2 separate regions of the Homo sapiens genome follow, and region 2 is linked to region 1. Evidence: read pairs that join two places in POLR2A ChIA-PET (ENCODE). Cell type or tissue: B cell. All regions are shown on one strand. Each heading gives the region's core, and the rest is flanking DNA. Links, peaks and the distances in the headings are about the cores only. Region 1 has its middle 10 kb from the start of ZBTB3. Region 2 overlaps AHNAK (AHNAK nucleoprotein).

Region 1 (9,904 bases), core at 5,905-9,904:
CAAAAAATTAGCTGGGCGTGGTGGCAGGCGTCTGTAATCCCAGCTACTCGGGAGGCTGAGGCAGGAGAATTGCTTGAACCCGGGAGGCGGAGGTTGCAGTGAGCCGAGATCACGCCATTGCACTCCAACCCTGGGTGACAGTGCGAGACTCCATCTCAAAAAAGAAAAAAAGAAAAGGGGGAAAATGACAAGTAAATATTCTTCTCTCTTTTTGAGTCTGTGTCATATTCAGCACTGTGAACCCTTACCAGCAAGTGACTATTTTTGAGTTACAGGAAGGAAAGGTGAGCAGCCATGTGGCTAAAGAAAGCTCCTTAACTAGGACATATGGGAAGCAAAAGATGGTTAACATTTTTCTGCTGAATGAATTCTACATTCTTTCACATTCTTTGTGTTGAAATAAACTTCTAGCTTATCTTTCAAATGGCTCCTAATTTTATTTATGCAAGTACGTTACTGCTTTAATTCCTTGATGAAACAAGGCAAGATATAAATAAATACAATAAAAGCTATTCTAGCTGGGTAGAACACCTTTTCAAAAGTCTTCCCTAGAGTAAATATCAAATCAAAATGCCTTTATGAATCAGTTGCCCTTAAAAGGGTGGATTTTACGGTCTGAATATCTCAATTTCAACAGAAACACAAAACAGAAAAAAAAAAACCTGGTTGTCTCAGAACATCAGTTCTTAAAATCAAGGCATAATAAATGGTCTATATGTGTAGACAATTTTGATGTAGATGATCTCTCCAGACAGTCTGGGGAACACAGGAACCATTGTATTGATCAGACTGTGGTCACATGTACTACTTAGCTAAAGAGGTTCTGTTCCTGGTGAGATTCTCCTGAGAAGCAAGCATTTGCTTTCAATATCCAGCATAAAGGGCATGTTTTCTTGCAGGTGGCAGTCAGGAATTTGCAATATTTTAATTAATTAATTTATTTATTTATTTTGAGACAAGGTCTCTCTGTTTCCGAGGCTGGAGTGCAGTGGCACTATCACGACTCACTGCAGCCTCAACCCCTCTAGCTCCCAAGCAGCTGGAACTACAGGCATGCACTATCACGCATGGCTAATTTTTGTATCTTTTGTGGAGATGACGTTTCGCGCTGTTGCTCAGGCTGGTCTCAAACTCCTGGGCTCAAGCGATCCACCTGCCTTGGCCTCCCAAAGTGCTGGGATTTCAGGCATGAGCCATCATGCCCAGCCTGCAAGATATGTAAAGCAGTAGCTATCACAGTTACAGCCACTGTGGCCTCGTTATTATTACTATTTTTTGACGGAATTTCACTCTTGTTGCCCAGGCCAGAGTACAATGGCATGATCTTGGCTCAGTGCAATCTCGGCTCACTGCAACCTCCGCCTCCTGGGTTCAAGCGATTCTCCTGCCTCAGCCTCCCTAGTAGCTGGAATTACAGGCTGCGCCACCACGCCTGGTTAATTTTTTTTGTATTTTTAGTAGAGACGGGGTTTCTCCATGTTGGTCAGGCTGGTCTGGAACTCCCGACCTCAGATCCGCCCCGCCTCGGCCTCCCAAAGTGCTGGCATTATAGGTGTGAACCACCGCACCCAGCCTCATTTTATTTATTATTTTTTTTTTAGTTTGATTTTTTTTTTAGACAGAGTCTCCCTCTGTCACCCAGGCTGGAGTGCAGCGGTGGCTGGGATTACAGGAATAAGCCACCATACCCAGCCTGTGGCCTCAGTTTATCTACTGAATGGTAGGAACAGTTTATGCCCATTTGTAGAGATGTGATCAATAATTCTTTCTCATTTCCACTGGTCTTAATGCTCCCATTCAGGGATTCAAGGAACCATAGGCTCCTGGGGATCAGCTCATCTAATTTCTAGTCTAACACTGAATCCTCCTTTTGCCAGTTGTTATCAAACCTCCACTTGAGGCCGGGAATGGCACCTCACACCTAGAATTCCAGCACTCTGGGAGGCCGAGGTGGACAGATTATTGGGAGGTCAGGAGTTCAAGACCAGCCTGGCCAAGATGGTGAAACCCTGTCTCTACTAAAAATACAAAAATTAGGCAGGCATGTCAGTGTGCACACACCTGTGGTCCCAGCTAATTGCTTGGCGGCCAAGCCAGGAGAATTGCTTGAACCTGGGAGGCAGAGGTTGTAGCAAGCCAAGATCACACCACTGCATTCCAGCCTGGGGAACAGAGCGAGACTCCATCTCAAAAAACAAAAAACAAACAAAAAAAAAACAACCAGGCCAGGCACGGTGGCTCACACCTGTAATCCCAGCACTTTGGGAGGCTCAGTCTGGTGGATCACAAGGTCAGGAGTTCAAGACCAGCCTGGCCAAGATGGTGAAACCTCATCTCTACTAAAAATACAAAAATTAGCCGGGAGTGCTGGCGGGCACCTGTAATCCTAGCTACTCAGGAGGCTGGGGCAGGAGAATCGCTTGAACCTGCGAGGCGGAGGTTGCAGTGAGCTGAGATCGTGCCACTGTACTCAAGCCTGGGCTACAGAGCGAGACTCTGTCTCAAAAAAAAAAAAAAAAACCTCGGCCTGGCGTGGTGGCTCACGCCTGTAATCCCAGCACTTTGGGAGGCCGAGGCAGGCGGATCACAAGGTCAGGAGATCGAGACAATCCTGGCTAACACGGTGAAACCCCGTCTCTACTAAAAATGCAAAAAGTTAGCCAGGCGTGGTGGCGGGAGCCTGTAGTCCCAGCTACTCAGGAGGCTGAGGCAGGAGAATGGAGTGAACCTGGGAGGCGGAGCTTGCAGTGAGCCGAGATCACGCCACTGCACTCCAGTCTGGGCGACAGAGCGAGACTCTGTCTCAAAAAAAAAAAAAAAAAACCCAAAAAACTCTTTCCCAAAGGAAACCTATTGTTGGTGTCCTAGTTGTTGGATTTCCTTAGACTGAGCCAAAATCTGTCTCCCTTTATAGGAGTATGGACCAGGCCCCAGCCTATTAAGTTTCATACTGAAAATGTGTGCTTGTGAGCTATAAACTGACTTAGTTTTCTTTTTTCTTTTCTTTTTTTTTTTTTTTTTGAGACGGAGTCTAGCTCCGTAGCCCAGGCTGGAGTGCAGGGGCGTGATCTCGGCTCACTGTAAGCTCCGCCTCCTGAGTTCACGCCATTCTCCTGCCTCAGCTTCCCGAGTAGCTGGGATTACAGGCGTGTGCCACCACGCCTGACTAATTTTTTGTATTTTTTGTAGAGACGGGGTTTCACCGTGTTAGCCAGGATGGTCTCGATCTCCTGATCTCGTGATCTGCCCGCCTTGGCCTCCCAAAGTGCTGGGATTACAGGCGTGAGCCACCGCACCCGGCCACTTATTTTAGTTTTTCGAGATGGGGTCTATGTTGCCCAGGGTGCTCTTGAACTCCTAGGCTCAAGTGATTCTCCCACTTCAGACTCCTGAGTTTTTTTGTGTATTGGGTCAAGTGATATGAAGTGCTGTACAGTGCCCTGTACAATTTCATCAGCAAGCAATTTCAGCAGACTAAATACTATTATCACACTCAAGAAAACTGACAATAATTCTTTTTTTTTTTTTTTTTTTGAGACAGAGTCTTGCTCGGTCGCCCAGGCTGGAGTGCAGTGGTGTGATCTCGGCTCACTGCAAGCTCTGCCTCCCGGGCTCACACCATTCTCCTGCCTCAGCCTCCCAAGTAGCTGGGACTACAGGCGCCCGCCACCACGCCTAGCTCATTTTTTTTCTATTTTTAGTAGAGACGGTGTTTCACTGTGTTAGCCAGGATGGTCTGGATCTTCTGACCTCGTGATCCACCCGCCTCGGCCTCCCAAAGTGTTGGGATTACAGGCGTAAGCCAACGCACCCGGCCTTTTTTTTTTTTTTTTAGATAAGAGTTTTGCTCTTGCCCAGGCTGGAGTGCAGTTGCGCCATCTCGGCTCACCGCAACCTCCACCTCCCGGGTTCAAGCGATTCTCCTGCCTCAGTCTCCCGAGTAGCTGGAATTACAGGCGTCCGCCAACACATCCCGCTAATTCTGTATTTTCAGTACAGTCAGGGTTACACCGTGTTAGCCAGGATGGTCTCGATCTCTTGACCTTGGAATCCGCCCGCCTCAGCCTCCCAAAGTGCTGGGATTACAGGCATGAGCCACCACCCCTGGCTCCGACAATTATTTATTTATTTATTTATTTTTTGAGATGGAGTCTCGCTCTGTCACCCAGGCTGGAGTGCAGTGGCGCGATCTCGGCTCACTGCAAGCTCTGCCTCCCGGGTTCAAGCCATTCTCCTGCCTCAGCCTCCCAAGTAGCTGGGACTACAGGCGCCCCGCCACCACGCCCGGCTAATTTTTTTGTGTGTATTTTTAGTACAGACGGGGTTTCACCGTGGTCTCCATCTCCTGACCTTGTGATCCGCCCGCCTGGGCCTCCCAAAGTGCTGGGATTACAGGTGTGAGCCACCGCACCCGGCCCTGACAATAATTCTTACTCAAGTTTCTCTTTTTCCCAATGAGAATCCAATTAGAATCCAAAGTAGTGTCATGCATTTATTTGATTGATGTCTCTTAACTGTCTTTTTCTTTTTGAGACAGGGTCTCACTCTGTTGCCCAGGCTTCAGTGCAGTGGCACAATTTTAGCTCACTGCAACCTCAACCTTTTGGGCTCAAGTGATCCTCCCACCTTAGCCTCTTGAATATCTGGGATTACAGGCATGCACCCTAGTGGCAGCTAATTTTTCTATCTTTTGTAGACAGAGGGTTTTGCCATGTTGCCCACATTGGTCTCAAACTCCTGGGCTCAAAAGATCTGTCCCCTTCAGCCTCCCAAAGTTCTAGGATCATTGGCGTGCGCCACTGAACCTGGCCTTAAGTTTTACTAGGTTTCCCTTCCCTTTTTCCTTGCAATTTATTTGTTGAAGAAGCTGGGGTTGTTTTACGGGTTGAGGGTCTGGAGTTTGCTGCTTACATCCCCGTAGTTTCATTTAACATATTCCTCTGTCCAAAGGTTCCTTTAAAAATATTTATTTAGGGCCAGGCAAGGTGCTTCAAGCTGTAATCCCAGCTACTCAAGAGGTTGATGCAGGAGGATCCCTTGAGCCCAGGAGTTCAAGGCTATGATCACACCACTGCACTCCAGTCTGGGCTACAGAGCAAGACCCTGTCTCTAAAAAAAAAAAAAAAAAAAAAAAATAGGCCGGGGGTGGTGGCTCATGCCTGTAATCCTGGCACTTTGGGAGGCTGAGGTGGGCAGATCATGAGGTCAAGAGATCCAGACCATCCTGGCCAAGATGGTGAAACCCCTTCTCTACTAAAGACAAAAATTAGCTGGACATGGTGGTGGGTGCCTGTAGTCCCAGCTACTTGGGAGGCTGACACAGCAGAATCGCTTGAACCCAGGAGGCAGAGGTTGCAATGAGCCGAGATCGCACCACTGCACTCTAGCCTGGCAACAGAGTGAGACTCCGTCTCAAAAAAAAAAAAAAAAAAAAAAATACACTGGGCTCCATGGCTCACGCCTATAATCCCAGAACTTTAGGAGGCCGAGGTGGGTGGATCACCTGAAGTCAGGAGTTTGAAACCAGCCTGACCAACATGGTGAAACCCCGTATCTACTAAAAATACAAAAAGAATTTAGCCAGGCATGGTGGTGCATGCTACTTGGAAGGCTGAGGCAGAATTGCTTGAACCTGGGATGTGGAAGTTGCAGTGAGCCAAGATTGTGCCACTGCACTGCAGCCTGGGCAGCAGAGCCAGACTGTCTATATATATATATATACACACACACATATATTTCTACACACATCCATATATATTAGTACAGGTAGTGAGTGGTTTTGGCAACATTGTGAAGGTGGTGGGTATGAGTTTGGGAAACAGTGTCCCTCATGTGCCAAGGTATATAATCCTTCACATTCACCATGAATGCTTTTTCTTCATTCAAAATATTCAAATCCTCTGTGGAAACAAGGACTGATAAAGTGCGCAGCCTCTCCTTCCACAAACTTCTGAATACAGAGGTTGAGGCACTCTCTGGCTGGTTCCCTCAGGACCTTGAGGACGTCCTCAAGACCTGCATCAGACTGCCTTTGTCATTTCCCTGTTCATTAAGATTTCCATTAGGAGCTGGGCTTCTCAATAAAACACAAATGTAAGCCTGACCCTGTGCTATCTCTTAGCAGCGCTAATAAAAGGATTAGTGCAACAATTTTTTTTTTTTTTTTGAGACAGAGTCTTGCTATGTCGCCCAGGCTGGAGTGCAGTGGCGCAATCTCGGCTCACTGCAAGCTCTGCCTCCCGGGTTCATGCCATTCTCCTGCCTCAGCCTCCCGAGTAGCTGGGACTACAGGTGCCCGCCACCACGCCCGGCTAATTTTTTGTATTTTTAGCAGAGATGGGGTTTCACTGTGTTAGCTAGGATGGTCTCGATCTCCTGACCTTGTGATCCACCCGCCTCAGCCTCCCAAAGTGCTGGGATTACAGGCGTGAGCCACCGCGCCTGGCCACTGCACCAAATTTCTAAAATGCATTTTTAAATATCAGTTTTATTTTTTCCTCATTGATGCAGAAGATAGCTTACTATAACATCAAGTGTTTGAAATAAAATAAGACCACGAAACCATTGTAAAGCAAATAAAACATGCAATCATGACAATATTTTGTCAATAAACCAAGGCCTAGCAATTTAAGAAGCTTAGAAGAGGAATAAGGTATTTTACTTTTGTTTGTTCTGTCCTTGGACTTGATTGATTGATTGATTGATTGAGACGGTTTTGCTCTGGTTGACCAGGCTGGCGTGTAATGGCATGACCTTGGCTCACTGCATCCTCCACCTCCTGGGCTCAAACAATTCTCCTGCCTCAGCCTCCTGAGTAGCTGGGATTACAGGCACGTGCCACTACACCTGGCTAATTTTGTATTTTTTTTAGTAGCGATGGGGTTTCATTATGTCAGTCAGGCTGGTCTCGAACTCCTGACCTCAGGTGATCCACCCACCTTGGCCTCCCAAATTGCTGGAATTGCAGGGGTGAGCCACTGCGCCTCTCCTGTCCTTGGACTTAGGAAAAGTTTTTCTTGTAAGCTGATAGTTGTATTCTTTAAAGGTATAGGGAAGAACAAAGAGGAGTCTAGCCCATTGAGAAAGGGGGCGTTATTGATAAAGGACTAAAGTGTGTTTTTTTTTCCCTGAAATCTGTTTGCTCTGTGGTTGTATGACAGTTAATCACATGCTTATTGCCACCACTTATAAAGGTAGAGGCTGTGCTATATAGTCTCACCTATGTAGTACCCACAACATCATAGACATTATCCACCATGAAAAAACAGAAACAGAATAACAAAGGGGCTCCTGGTTGATGGAACCTCCTACTGAGCCAGGACTGCACCATACTGCAACTTGCACCCATGTCCAACACAGCTTCCAGAGAGTTCTATCAGGTGTTTAAAAGGCACTAAGCAAGAAATGCCCTTCCTCATTTTTTTTTTGTTTTGTTTTTTGAGATGGAGTTTCACTCTTGTTGCCCAGGCTGGAGTGCAGTGGCATGCAATCTCTGCTTACTGCAACCTCCGCCTCCTGCGTTTCAAGCGATTCTCCTGTCTCAGCCTCCTGAGTAGCTGGGGTTACAGAGTGCACACCACCACACCTGGTTATTTTTTTCTATTTTTAGTAGAGATGGGGTTTCACCATGTTGACCAGGCTGGTCTCAAACTCCTGACCTCAGGTGATCCAGCCTCCCAAAGTGCTGGGATTACAAGCATGAGCCACAGCGCCCAGCCTATTTCTCTTCTCTGTGAGGACCTCAGCCCTTGCAAAATATGAGATGACAGGTAAAGGACAGGTTTGTTTTTATTCTGCTCTATTATGTATGTTTCTTTTTTTTTTTTTTGAGACAGTCTCACTGCCGCAGGCTGGAGTGCAGTGGCGCAATCTCAGATCACCGCAACCTCCGGCTTCTAGGTTCAAGTGATCCTCCCGCCTCAGCCTCCCCAGCAGTTTAGTAGAGATGGGGTTTCGCCATGTTGGCCAGGCTGGTCTTGAACTCCGGACCTCAAGTGATCCACCCGCCTCAGACTCCCAATGTGTTGGGATTACAGGCATGAGCCACCGTACCCGGCTAGTATGTATGTTTTTAGAAGATGTGATAATCTTTTCTTTTTTTTGAGATGGAGTCTCTCTCTGTCACCCAGGCTGGAGTGCAGTGGCGTGATCTCGGCTCACTGCAAGCTCCACCTCCTGAGTTCACGCCATTCTCCTGCCTCAGCCTCCCGAGTAGCTGGGACTACAGGCACACGCTACCAAGCCCAGCTAATTTTTTTTTTTTGTATTTTTAGTAGAGACGGAGTTTCACCGTGTTAGCCAGGATGGTCTTTTTTTTTTTTTTTTTTTTTTTTTTTTTTTTTAAGAGAAATGAGGATACTATAGATAAGCACCTATTAAAATTTAAAATGTTCACTTAGGTGTTTTCTTTAGCATGAGGTCTGAAGGGTTTATTAAATAAATACTTAAATGCTTTACTCCAAAGGTTTTAAAATAGTTTAATGAAAAAATAAATATAGTGTATGAATGATCTAAGTATGAGAAATAGCAAGGACAAAATAGCAAATATTTTTGTAGGGGAGAAGGAATCTGAATGTGTATGGAATATTAAGGAGAATAAGAAATTAATTTAACAGGGGCTGTGGCGGGGGGTGGGAGAACATGAGGAAAAATAGCTAATACATGCTGGACTTAATACCGAGGTGATGTGTTGATAGGTGCAGCAAACCACCGAGGCACACGTTTCCCTATGTAACAAACCTGCATATCCTGCACATGGATCCTGGAACTTAAAATTAAAAGAAAAAGAAAAAATTAAACAAAATGGTTACTTTTGGCCAGGCATAGTGGCTCACACCTGTAATCCCAGCACTTTGGGAGCCCGAGTGGGTGGATCACTTGAGGCCAGGAGTTCAAGAGCACCCTGGCCAACATGGCAAAACCATGTCTCTACTAAAAAGGAAATACAAAAAAATTAGCCGGGCGTGGTGGCACATGCCTGTAATCCCAGCTGCTTGGGTGGCTCAGACACGAGAATCACTTGAACCTGGGAGGCAGAGGTTGCAGTGAGCCAAGATGGCACCACTGCACTCCAGACTGGGCAACAGAGTGAGACTCTGTCTCAAAAAACAAAAAGTTACTTTAGTATATTTGGGCTTATTTATTTATTGAGACACGTCACTCTGTCACCCAGGCTGGAGTGCTGTGTCAGGATCTTGGCTCACTGCAACCGCTGCCCTCCAGATTCAAGCAATCCTCCCACCTTAGCCTCCAGAATAGCTGGGACTACAGGTGAACACCTGGCCCAGCTAATCTTTGCATTTTTTTTTTTTTTTGAGACGGAGTCTCGCTCTGTTGCCCAGGCTGGAGTGCAGTGGCGTGATCTCTGCTCACTGCAAGCTCCACCTCCCGGGTTCATGCCATTCTCCTGCCTCAGCCTCCCGAGTAGCTGGGACTACAGGCGCCCACCACCACGCCCGGCTAATTTTTTGTATTTTTAGTAGAGACGGGGTTTCACTGTGTTAGCCAGGATGGTCTCAATCTCCTGACCTCATGATCTACCTGCCTCGGCCTCCCAAAGTGCTGGGATTACAGGCCTGACCCACCGTGCCCGGCCATCTTTGCATCTTTTATAGAGACAGGGTTTCACTGTGTTCCCCAGGCTGGTCTTGAACTCCTGGACTCAAGCTATCTATCTGTCTACCTCTGCCTTCCAAAGTGCTGGGATTACAGGCGTGAGCCACCATGCCCAGCCTGGCTCATTTATAATTGTCTAGTTTCCAGTACCTGAGACCACAGGCGTGTGTCATCTTGCCAGGCTAATTTTTGTATTTTTAGTAGAGACAGGGTTTTACCCTGTTGGTCAGGCTGGTCTTGAACTCCTGACCTCAGGTGATCCGCTGGCCTCAGCCTCCCAATGTGCTGG
Region 2 (11,227 bases), core at 4,332-8,331, 230 kb after region 1:
CATTGATGTCCCAGATGTGGACGTTCAAGGCCCAGACTGGCACCTAAAAATGCCCAAAGTGAAAATGCCCAAGTTCAGCATGCCTGGCTTCAAAGGAGAGGGCCCAGATGTGGATGTGAACCTGCCCAAGGCTGACATTGATGTCTCAGGACCCAAAGTGGACGTTGATGTTCCTGATGTGAATATCGAAGGTCCAGATGCGAAACTAAAGGGCCCCAAGTTCAAGATGCCTGAGATGAGCATCAAAGCCCCCAAGATCTCCATGCCTGATATTGACTTAAACCTGAAAGGACCCAAAGTGAAGGGCGATGTGGATGTTACCCTTCCTAAAGTGGAAGGTGACCTCAAGGGCCCAGAAGCTGACATCAAGGGCCCAAAAGTGGACATCAACACCCCTGATGTGGATGTTCATGGCCCAGACTGGCACCTGAAGATGCCCAAGGTGAAAATGCCCAAATTCAGCATGCCTGGCTTCAAAGGAGAAGGTCCAGATGTGGATGTGAGCCTGCCCAAGGCCGACATCGATGTCTCGGGACCCAAGGTGGACGTTGATATTCCAGATGTGAATATCGAAGGTCCAGACGCAAAACTGAAGGGCCCCAAGTTCAAGATGCCTGAAATAAATATCAAAGCTCCCAAGATCTCCATACCTGATGTTGACCTGGATTTGAAAGGACCCAAAGTAAAAGGAGATTTTGATGTGTCTGTCCCTAAGGTTGAAGGGACTTTGAAAGGCCCAGAAGTAGATCTTAAAGGTCCACGTCTGGATTTCGAAGGCCCTGATGCCAAACTCAGTGGCCCATCTTTGAAGATGCCATCGCTGGAGATATCTGCTCCTAAAGTAACTGCTCCTGATGTTGATTTGCATCTCAAGGCACCAAAAATTGGATTTTCAGGTCCGAAGTTAGAAGGTGGTGAAGTGGACCTCAAGGGACCCAAAGTTGAAGCTCCAAGCTTAGATGTACACATGGACAGCCCAGATATTAACATCGAAGGGCCAGATGTTAAAATCCCCAAATTTAAGAAACCCAAGTTTGGATTTGGGGCAAAAAGCCCCAAAGCTGACATCAAGTCACCTTCACTGGATGTCACTGTTCCTGAGGCAGAGCTGAACCTTGAGACTCCTGAAATTAGTGTTGGTGGCAAGGGCAAGAAAAGTAAGTTTAAAATGCCTAAAATTCATATGAGTGGTCCTAAGATTAAGGCCAAAAAACAGGGATTTGACCTGAATGTTCCTGGGGGTGAAATTGATGCCAGCCTCAAGGCTCCGGATGTAGATGTCAACATCGCAGGGCCGGATGCTGCACTCAAAGTCGACGTGAAATCGCCCAAAACCAAGAAAACGATGTTTGGAAAAATGTACTTCCCAGATGTAGAGTTTGACATTAAATCACCTAAATTTAAAGCTGAGGCCCCTCTCCCTAGCCCCAAACTGGAGGGTGAACTCCAGGCACCTGATCTGGAACTTTCTTTGCCAGCGATTCACGTCGAAGGTCTTGACATCAAGGCGAAGGCTCCCAAGGTCAAGATGCCAGATGTGGACATCTCAGTGCCAAAAATAGAGGGTGACCTGAAAGGCCCCAAAGTGCAGGCAAACTTGGGTGCACCTGACATCAACATCGAAGGCCTAGATGCTAAAGTCAAAACACCGTCCTTCGGCATTTCTGCCCCTCAAGTCTCCATCCCTGATGTGAATGTAAACTTGAAAGGACCAAAGATAAAGGGTGATGTCCCCAGCGTGGGACTGGAAGGACCAGATGTAGATCTGCAAGGTCCAGAAGCAAAAATTAAGTTCCCCAAGTTTTCCATGCCCAAGATCGGCATCCCAGGTGTGAAAATGGAGGGTGGGGGAGCCGAGGTCCATGCCCAGCTACCCTCTCTTGAAGGAGACTTGAGAGGACCAGATGTTAAGCTCGAAGGGCCCGATGTTTCTCTAAAGGGGCCAGGAGTAGACTTGCCTTCAGTGAACCTCTCTATGCCAAAAGTCTCTGGGCCTGACCTTGATCTGAACTTGAAAGGACCAAGTTTGAAGGGAGACCTGGATGCATCTGTTCCCAGCATGAAGGTGCATGCTCCAGGGCTCAACCTCAGTGGTGTCGGTGGCAAAATGCAGGTGGGAGGAGACGGTGTGAAAGTGCCAGGGATCGATGCCACAACAAAGCTTAACGTTGGGGCACCAGATGTGACACTGAGGGGACCAAGCCTGCAGGGAGATCTGGCTGTCTCTGGTGACATCAAATGCCCTAAAGTATCCGTAGGAGCTCCTGATCTAAGCTTGGAGGCATCCGAAGGCAGCATTAAACTTCCCAAAATGAAGCTGCCCCAATTTGGCATCTCTACTCCGGGGTCCGACTTGCACGTCAATGCCAAGGGGCCACAGGTTTCTGGCGAACTGAAGGGGCCAGGTGTGGATGTGAACCTGAAAGGGCCTCGGATTTCAGCACCGAATGTGGACTTTAACTTGGAAGGACCAAAAGTGAAAGGGAGCCTTGGGGCCACTGGTGAGATCAAAGGCCCCACTGTCGGAGGAGGTCTTCCAGGCATTGGTGTTCAAGGCCTAGAAGGAAACCTCCAGATGCCTGGAATTAAGTCCTCTGGATGTGATGTGAACCTGCCAGGCGTGAATGTGAAACTCCCAACTGGGCAGATTTCTGGGCCTGAAATCAAAGGTGGTCTGAAAGGTTCAGAAGTAGGTTTCCATGGGGCTGCTCCTGATATCAGTGTGAAGGGGCCTGCCTTTAATATGGCATCTCCTGAGTCAGATTTTGGCATCAACTTGAAGGGCCCAAAAATCAAAGGAGGTGCGGATGTTTCAGGGGGTGTCAGTGCCCCAGACATCAGCCTTGGTGAAGGGCATTTGAGTGTTAAAGGTTCCGGGGGTGAGTGGAAGGGACCCCAAGTCTCCTCTGCTCTCAACTTGGACACATCTAAGTTTGCTGGGGGCCTTCATTTCTCAGGACCAAAGGTGGAAGGAGGTGTGAAAGGAGGTCAGATTGGACTCCAGGCTCCTGGGCTGAGTGTGTCTGGGCCTCAAGGTCACTTGGAAAGTGGATCTGGAAAAGTAACATTCCCTAAAATGAAGATCCCCAAATTTACCTTCTCTGGCCGTGAGCTGGTTGGCAGAGAAATGGGGGTGGATGTTCACTTCCCTAAAGCAGAGGCCAGCATCCAAGCTGGTGCTGGAGACGGCGAGTGGGAAGAGTCTGAAGTCAAACTGAAAAAGTCCAAGATCAAAATGCCCAAGTTTAATTTTTCCAAACCTAAAGGGAAAGGTGGTGTCACTGGCTCACCAGAAGCATCAATTTCTGGGTCCAAAGGTGACCTGAAAAGTTCAAAGGCCAGCCTGGGCTCTCTGGAAGGAGAGGCAGAGGCCGAAGCCTCTTCACCGAAAGGCAAATTCTCCTTATTTAAAAGTAAGAAGCCACGGCACCGCTCAAATTCATTCAGTGATGAAAGAGAGTTCTCTGGACCTTCCACCCCGACGGGGACGCTGGAGTTTGAAGGTGGGGAAGTGTCTCTGGAAGGTGGGAAAGTTAAAGGGAAACACGGGAAGCTGAAATTCGGTACCTTTGGTGGATTGGGGTCAAAGAGCAAAGGTCATTATGAGGTGACTGGGAGCGATGATGAGACAGGCAAGTTACAGGGGAGTGGGGTGTCCCTGGCCTCTAAGAAGTCCCGACTGTCCTCCTCTTCTAGCAATGACAGTGGGAATAAGGTTGGCATCCAGCTTCCCGAGGTGGAGCTGTCAGTTTCCACAAAGAAAGAGTAGCAGGCCTTTGTATGTGTGTACATATATATATATATAACAAAACATCAGCCTTGGGTGGTGTGTTCCTATATAAACTCCAAAGGGAAACACACCGACTGCCTCAGCAATCATGCAAAGACCTTGCCTGGCCCGGTGGCAAGCGCTGAAAAACCGACCGCCTGTAGGCTCCTGGAACTATACAGATAGGTAAAGAGTTCCAAGTTCGTCCAGCCCATGTGCAAAGTCAACAGTATTTGCCTTAAGATTTCATATATATATATTTTTTTGCATTGACTGCTGAGAGCTCCTGTTTACTAAGCAAGCTTTTGTGTTTATTATCCTCATTTTTACTGAACATTGTTAGTTTTGGGGTAATGGAAACCCACTTTTTCATTGTAATGACTTTGGGGGCTTTTGTTAGTAAGGGTGGGTGGGGTGATGGGTTGCAGACGGAGGTCAGGTCTTCCTCTTTCCTGAGACTGGATCTGTTCAAACAGCAAACGCCCACAGATGGCCCAGAGGTGGTGGTAGTCAGGGTGTGTGGGTGTTTTTAGGGTTCTTTAGTGTTGTTTCTTTCACCCAGGGGTGGTGGTCCCAGCCAGTTTGGTGCTGACGGTGAGAGGAAATTAGAATCTGTTTGCAAATTGTCCAACCCACCCCCTCAACATGAGGGGCTTCCATTTTCTGTGTTTTGTAAGGGAACTGTTTCCTTCATGCCGCCATGTTCCTGATATTAGTTCTGATTTCTTTTTAACAAATGTTATCATGATTAAGAAAATTTCCAGCACTTTAATGGCCAATTAACTGAGAATGTAAGAAAATTGATGCTGTACAAGGCAAATAAAGCTGTTTATTAACCTTGATGTCTTGTGCCTTTGCATTCTGTGTTGCGGGGGCGTGAAACCTGGGGAAGCTGCACAGCCAGCTGTGAGTGTTCAGACCGGATCCATCTGGTGGCATTGCTAGTTTCATCAGTGACTTTAAGACAGTGACCTTCGGGAGGTAGTGGGAGAAAATCTTTGCTTCTTGATTCTCATGGTGAGGCTGGTTGTGCCATTGCTGAGAAATCAAGAAGAGGCTTGGCCTCGGGACCCACTCACCTACTTTGCATCCTCACATATGAATATACAATTCAGAATTGGTTCTAAATGGGTTACAGATGTGAACAGTTAAAAGGCCTCCTGGAATTACCGAAAGGGCTCTGCTTGTGAATCACCGCTCTGCCATTTATTCCTGACATGGCTGCAGGTTTGCTGAGTAACCGCTGTTGCCCAGGCTGGAGTGCAGTGGCACAATCTTGGCTCACTGCAACCTCCTCCTCCTGGGTTCAAGCGATTTTCCTGCCTCAGCCTCCCGAGTAGCTGGGATTACAGGCCCTTGCCTCTACGCCTGGCTAATTTTTATATTTAGTAGAGACGAAGTTTCACCATGTTGGCCAGGCTGGTCTCAAACTCCTGACCTCCAGTGATCCACCCGCCTTGGCCTCCCAAAGTACTGGGATTACAGGCATGAGCCACTGCGCCCGGCCAGGGTGCTGATCTTGTGTAAGTTATCTCTGTGGTTCTTTCTAGTCCATTTTAGGGCTAAACATTATGGAAAAGTCTTCTGACCAAAGTCCCCTTTTGATTTCCAGCTCTGTTGACAGTATGTGGGGGTGGGGGAGGAGTGGTTCTAGTCACTGGCTCCTAATGTTGGTCATTGCTGGGCAGAGGGTGATGCTTTCTTATACTTGGACCAAGCTTGTCCCCCTCGCCATTCCTTAGAGATGCCCCATTTCTGCCAGTGGAGGCAGCTCTGCACCTCTCTGGATCCCCCCAGAACAGAGATAAAATAGCTCCCACCCCATCCTTCCCTGTTTAGTACCAGCTTGTCAGTGGGATCTCATGCCTTCCCTAGCTTCATCTGTCCTCACCGTGGCCAGCAGAGCCAGTGTTCTGGGGGTTTTGGAGCTCAAGGGTGGCCCATGGATTTGGAAAGAGATAGGTTGGGAGGGAGGCCCTTGATACCCGGCTGCGTTTTAGATGACCGACCTACAGCTTCTTTCGTGAGTTGGACAGGATGCTTAACCTGCTTGAGGCTCAGTTTCATCACCCTTAAAATTGGGATAGCAGCATTCATAGGGCCAGAGTTCGTCCAGGTATTGGGGTTATGCATTGCATGATGGCACCACACTGAAGTGTGCAGCATCCATGTGACAGCCAGATACATACTTATGGAGAGCACAAGAGTTGGCATGAAATCCTAGAGAGACAGGCATGAGCCCATCTTCTACAGAAACCCCCTGCTGCACTGGGCTACACGCACACTCCAGCCGTGAGCATGCTCAGGTTCAATGATGCACACAACTGCACACATCACCGTCTGTCCTAACTGGGCCTGGGGCTGTCCCCGGGGTGCTGCTTTCACTCAACCAACCACAGCTCAAAACCCATCTCCTGTTCCTTCCTCAACTCTGAAGCCAAGAGTGTGGGGCAGGTCAGAGTGTGCATGCCGCTTGAGATAAGTAGCCCTGGTGTCTGGAGGGTGGGGTAAGTGGGTGACGGTGGGGTGAGTGTGCGACAGTGGGGTGCACTTGTGTACACAGCTAGGGAGGAATGCCCATTAGGATGCTGGAAAGTCCTCTGAGGAGAACTACCCAGGCTGTCCAATAATATATCAATTAAATTTTTTTTTAACTTTAGGAAGAAGTGATGAAGGCTAGTGGTGGCCCCCAGTGTCCATTCAATAAATGTTTTCTGAGTCCCACGTGGCTAGATGTGTCCCAGTCCCACTGATCTCAGATTCCTCTTCTGAGGATCTCCACAGAGTGAATGATGTGATGGGTGTGAAAAACTGGAATGCCTTGAGCCCTGGCAATAAACCCGTGGAAATCATGCATGTACCAGGGATGGCGAGGCCAGTGATCTCATTGGGTGGGACAGTCAGTGGGTGGTGGGTAGGATGGAGAAGGGACAAGGCAACTAGCTGTACAAACTTGAGAGTCTTCTAGCCACCTTCTTCTCAATGTCAGGTCTGGGCTGGAGGCAGTGGCCACAGAACATGAACGCTGCTTCCCGCAGTGATGGTTACCACAGCAGCGACGGCATGGGAGGAGACACGGGCTTATGTGGTGTGTGGAGGGCGCACCCCAGCTCCCTCGCCCTGCCCATGCACCTTACCCCTGCCCTCCCTCAGTTCCTGATGGGGTGGTCCAAGTTATCCCCTAAAGTCTTTTTTTTTTTTTATTTTTGAGACAGAGTCTCGCTCTTGTTGCCCAGGCTGGAGTGCAATGGTGTGAATTTGGCTCACTGCAAACTCCGCCTCCCGGGTTCAAGAGATTCTTCTGCCTCAGCCTCCTGAGTAGCTGGGATTAAAGGCGCCTGCCACCATACCTGGCTAATTTTTGTATTTTTAGTAGAGATGGGGTTTTGCCATGTTGGCCATGCTGGTCTCGAACTCCTGACCTCGTGATCTGCCTACCTTGGTCTCCCAAAGTGTTGGGATTACAGGCGTGAGCCATGGCGCCCGGCCTATCCCCTAAAGTCTTGCAGGAACCAGCCTTGCAAGGTCTGACACTCTAAGGTCCTGGTTCCTGCACTCGAGGGTGAGAGCAGCGTCAGGAGACTGGGAAGGGGCTGGACTCTGTGATGTTCTTTCCCAGAGTTCAGCAAGGAGCAATTGCAAGGACTGCAGTCTCAAGGTCAGCCTCGCTTTAGGCAGTGTGACTGTGTGTGGACAGTGGTGTAGTTAAGGGGGCATCTGGGAAAACAGAATTATTTTGAATTACACCATGGGCTCACAAATGGCAGGGAATAGTGAACAGTTCCTCCTTTCCTTCCTTCCTCCCTCCCTCCCTTCCTTCCTTCCTCCCTTGCCTTCTTCCTTCCCTTCCTCCCTCCCTCCCTCCCTCCCTCCCTTCCTTCCTTCTTCCTAACAGGATCTTGCTCTGTCACCCAGGCTGGAGTGCAGTGGCACGTTCTCAGCTCATTGCAACCTCCACCTCTCAAGCTCAACCACCACACCGGGCTAATTTTTGTATTTTTTGTAGAGACGGGGTTTCACCATGTTGCCCAGGCTAGTCTCAAACTCCTGAGCTCAATCAATCACTCCCTCCTTGGCCTCCCAAAGTGCTGGGATTACAAGCATGAGCCACCGCGCTTAGCCCAGGGAATAATTTTCATAAACTCACACTCATTTCTCTATCTGTCAGGTTCCCTCTCGCAAACTTAGTTCCATTTGAAGATAGTTCAATCAGAGAGACCTAATAAAGAGACAGTTTATGGAGTAGTGGGCAGGGGCAAAGGAGGCCACAAGGGGTGGTGAGACCCCCAGGGGCAGTAGGAAGCTGGTACTATCCCTGGCCCTGAAGGATATGAGGAAGAAGTGGTGTTCCTGAAGTCCAGCGTGCACTGGAGGTAGAGGAGGAATCCTCAGTGGGGACTATAGCCATAGAGGACCAGCATCTGCCAGAACTGCCTGCCGTGTGAAGCAGGGAGGAACACCCTGACCCCTCTCTCCACTGGAGGGCACGGGAGCCCAGGTGTTGCAGCTGATCCACCTCCTGGGGCACAGAGTCGGGCAGAGAAGCAGGAGCAGGGGTCTGAAGGTGGAGGGAACAGATAGAGAATAACCAGGACAAGGCCAGGTGCAGTGGCTCACGCCTGTAATCCTAACACGTTGGGAGGCCGAGGCAGGTGGATTGCCTGGGCTCGGGAGTTTGAGACCAGCCTGGGCAACATGGTGAAATCCCATCTCTACTAAAATACAAAATTAGCTGGGCGTGGTGGTGCGCACCTGTAATCCCAGTTACTTGGGAGGCTGAGGCAGGAGAATTGCTTGAACCCGGGAGGTGGAGGTTGCAGTGAACCAAGATTGTGCCACGGCACTCCAGCCTGGGTGACAGAGCAAGACTCCATCTCAGAAAAGAAACAAACTAGCCCGGTGTGGCACTCGCCTGTAGTCCCAGCTACTCAGGAGGCTGAGGCAGGAGAATCACTTAAGCCTGCATTCCAGCCTGGCAGACAAAGCAAGACTCTGTCTCTCGTTTTTTCTGTTTGATAAGTTTGAATTTTTATACATCGAGGTTTCTTAAACTAGAATTTAAGGTATGATCATAAAGTAATGCTACAGTTTTTTCTTAAAGAAGCACACATATGTCCCAATGGCAATTCTGCTTTCAGTGGTCACCTCGGGAAGCTCTACACTTACTTCTGTAAAAAATCTACTGCTGGGCCGGACGCGGTGGCTCATGCCTATAATCCCAGCACTTTGGGAGGTCGAGGTGGGTGGATCACTTGAGGTCAGGAGTTTGAGACCAGCCTGGCCAACATGGCGATACCCCGTCTCTACTAAAAAATATATAAAAATTAGCTGGACGTGGTGGCACATGCCTGTAATTCCAGCTACTCTGGTGGCTGAGGCAGGAGAATCATTTGAACCTGGGAGACAGAGGCTGCAGTGAGCTGAGATCATGCTACTGCAGTCCAGCCTGGGGGACAGAGCGAGACTCGTCTCAAAACAAACAAACAAGCAAAAAAAAAAAAACAAAAAACAAGCCTGGTTAATTAGGTGGGTGGGTTGTTTGGGGTCAAAAGCAAGGCGTGATTATGTGTGTGACTAACTTTCCTGTGTGGTTGGGAAGTTGTCTCAAATGTTTTGAGCAAAGGCTGCACTGTTGAAATATTGCTATGTCTCCAGCACCCCAAAGCAAAAGTGCATCACCCATGAGGACTTTGCATGTTGCTTATATACATGTCCTGCTTCAGAGTGCCACCTTAGCTCTTTGGTATTTTGCATTAGCTGTGACATTAAAAAACATTATGTGGGAGATGCAGCTAATTGTGTACCTGAAATTTCTTTTTTTTTAAAGTGTATTTATTTTGAATGCAAATCTACCGAGAAGTTGCAAGAATAATACAATGAATATTCATATAGCTTTCAGTTGGATTCACCAATTGCTAACATTTACTTTGTTTGCTTTAATCTCTCTCTGTCTCTCTACATATACATATATATATATATGGTTTTTTTGTTTGTTTGTTTGGGACAGAATCTCATTCTGTTGCCCAGGCTGGAGTGAAGTGGCATACTCTTGGCTCACCACAACCTCCACCTCCTGGGCTCAAGCAATTCTCCTGTCTCAGCCTCCCAAGTAGCTGGGATTACAGGTTTGTGCCATCATGCCTGCCTAATTTTTGTATTTTTAGTAGAGACAGGGTTTCACCATGTTAGCCAGGCTGGACTCGAACTCCTGACCTCAGGTAATCCACCTGCCTTGGCCTCCCAAAGTGCTGGGATTACAGGCATGAGCCACCGCACCTGGCTCATATAGGTGTTATCATTACTTTTGCTGAATCATTTGAGAGTAAATTACAGACATCATGATCCTTTACCCATAAATACTTCAGCATGTATGGGCATTCTTTTATATAACTCCAATAGAGGGCGGGCGCAGTGGCTCACGCCTGTAATTCCAGCACTTTGGGAGGCTGAGGCGGGTGGATCTTGAGGTCAGGAAGTTCCAGACCAGCCTGGCCAACATAGTGAAACCCCATCTCTACTAAAAATACAAAAAATTAGCCGGGTGTGGTGGCAGCTACTCAGGAGGCTGAGGCAGGAGAATCTCTTGAACCCGGGGGAGGTGGAGGTTGCAGTGAGCTGAGACTGTGCCATTGCACTCCAGCCTGGGCGACAGAGTGAGACTCCGTCTCAAACAAACAAACAAACAAACAAACAAACAAAACTCCAATACAATAATTAAATTCAGGAAACAAAACATTGACATATTATCTAATATGTAGTATATCTTTAAATTTCACCAGTTGCCCCAGTAACTGTCTTTACAGTAATGTCTTTTTTTGTTTGTTTTGAGTCAGAGTCTTGCTCTGTCTGCCAGGTTGGAGTGTAGTGGTGCGATCTTAGCTCACTGCAACCTCCACCTCCTAGGTTCAGGCGATTCTCCTGTCTTAGCCTCCTGAGTGGCTGGGATTACTAGCGCCCGCCACCACACCTGGCTAATTTTTGTATTTTTTAGTAGAGACGGGGTTTCGCCATGTTGGCCAGGCTGGTCTTGAGCTCCTGGCCTCAAGGGACCTGCCTGCCTCAGCCTCCCAAAGTGCTGGGATTTGCGACCATGCCCGGCGACAATGTCTTTTTTTCCTCTTTGGGGTTCAATTGTTGATGACCTCACATGATGTTTAGTTGTCTTGGTCTCTTTCTTTCTTTCTTTTTTTTTTGAGACGGAGTTTCACTCTTGTCACCCAGGCTGGAGTGCAATGGTGTGATCTCGACTCACTGCAACCTCTGCCTCCCGAGTTCAAGTGATTCTCCTGCCTCAGCCTCCTGAATAGCTGGGATTACAGGCACCTGCCACCACACCCAGCTAATTTTTTGTATTTTTAGTAGAGACAGGGCTGGTCTCGAACTCCTGACCTCAAGTGATCCACCCACCTTGGCCTCCCAAAGTGCTGGAATTACAGGCGTGAGCCACCGTGCCCGGCT

Evidence for each region. Peaks named below come from ENCODE experiments on the same cell type or tissue, not always from the same donor. Only the 100,000 strongest peaks of a DNase experiment are listed, where the experiment ranks them.
Region 2: POLR2A ChIA-PET joins it to region 1 with 5 read pairs; 2 of 35 experiments call an interaction of 5 or more read pairs at or near these places.

The regions. Positions count from the first base shown.
Region 1 is chr11:62,738,839-62,748,742 of GRCh38, reverse strand. No RefSeq gene overlaps it. Among named protein-coding and RNA genes, the nearest start is that of ZBTB3, 10 kb to the left of the region's middle. In B cell, for the core only: no CTCF peak of the experiment used is centred there; no DNase peak of the experiment used is centred there.
Region 2 is chr11:62,509,286-62,520,512 of GRCh38, reverse strand. AHNAK (AHNAK nucleoprotein) reads left to right here. Exons shown (of 5, transcript NM_001620.3): 5 at 1-4,611. The coding sequence ends at 3,769. Among named protein-coding and RNA genes, the nearest start is that of AHNAK, 32 kb to the left of the region's middle. In B cell, for the core only: no CTCF peak of the experiment used is centred there; DNase peaks (open chromatin) are centred at 4,771, 6,192, 6,751 and 8,194.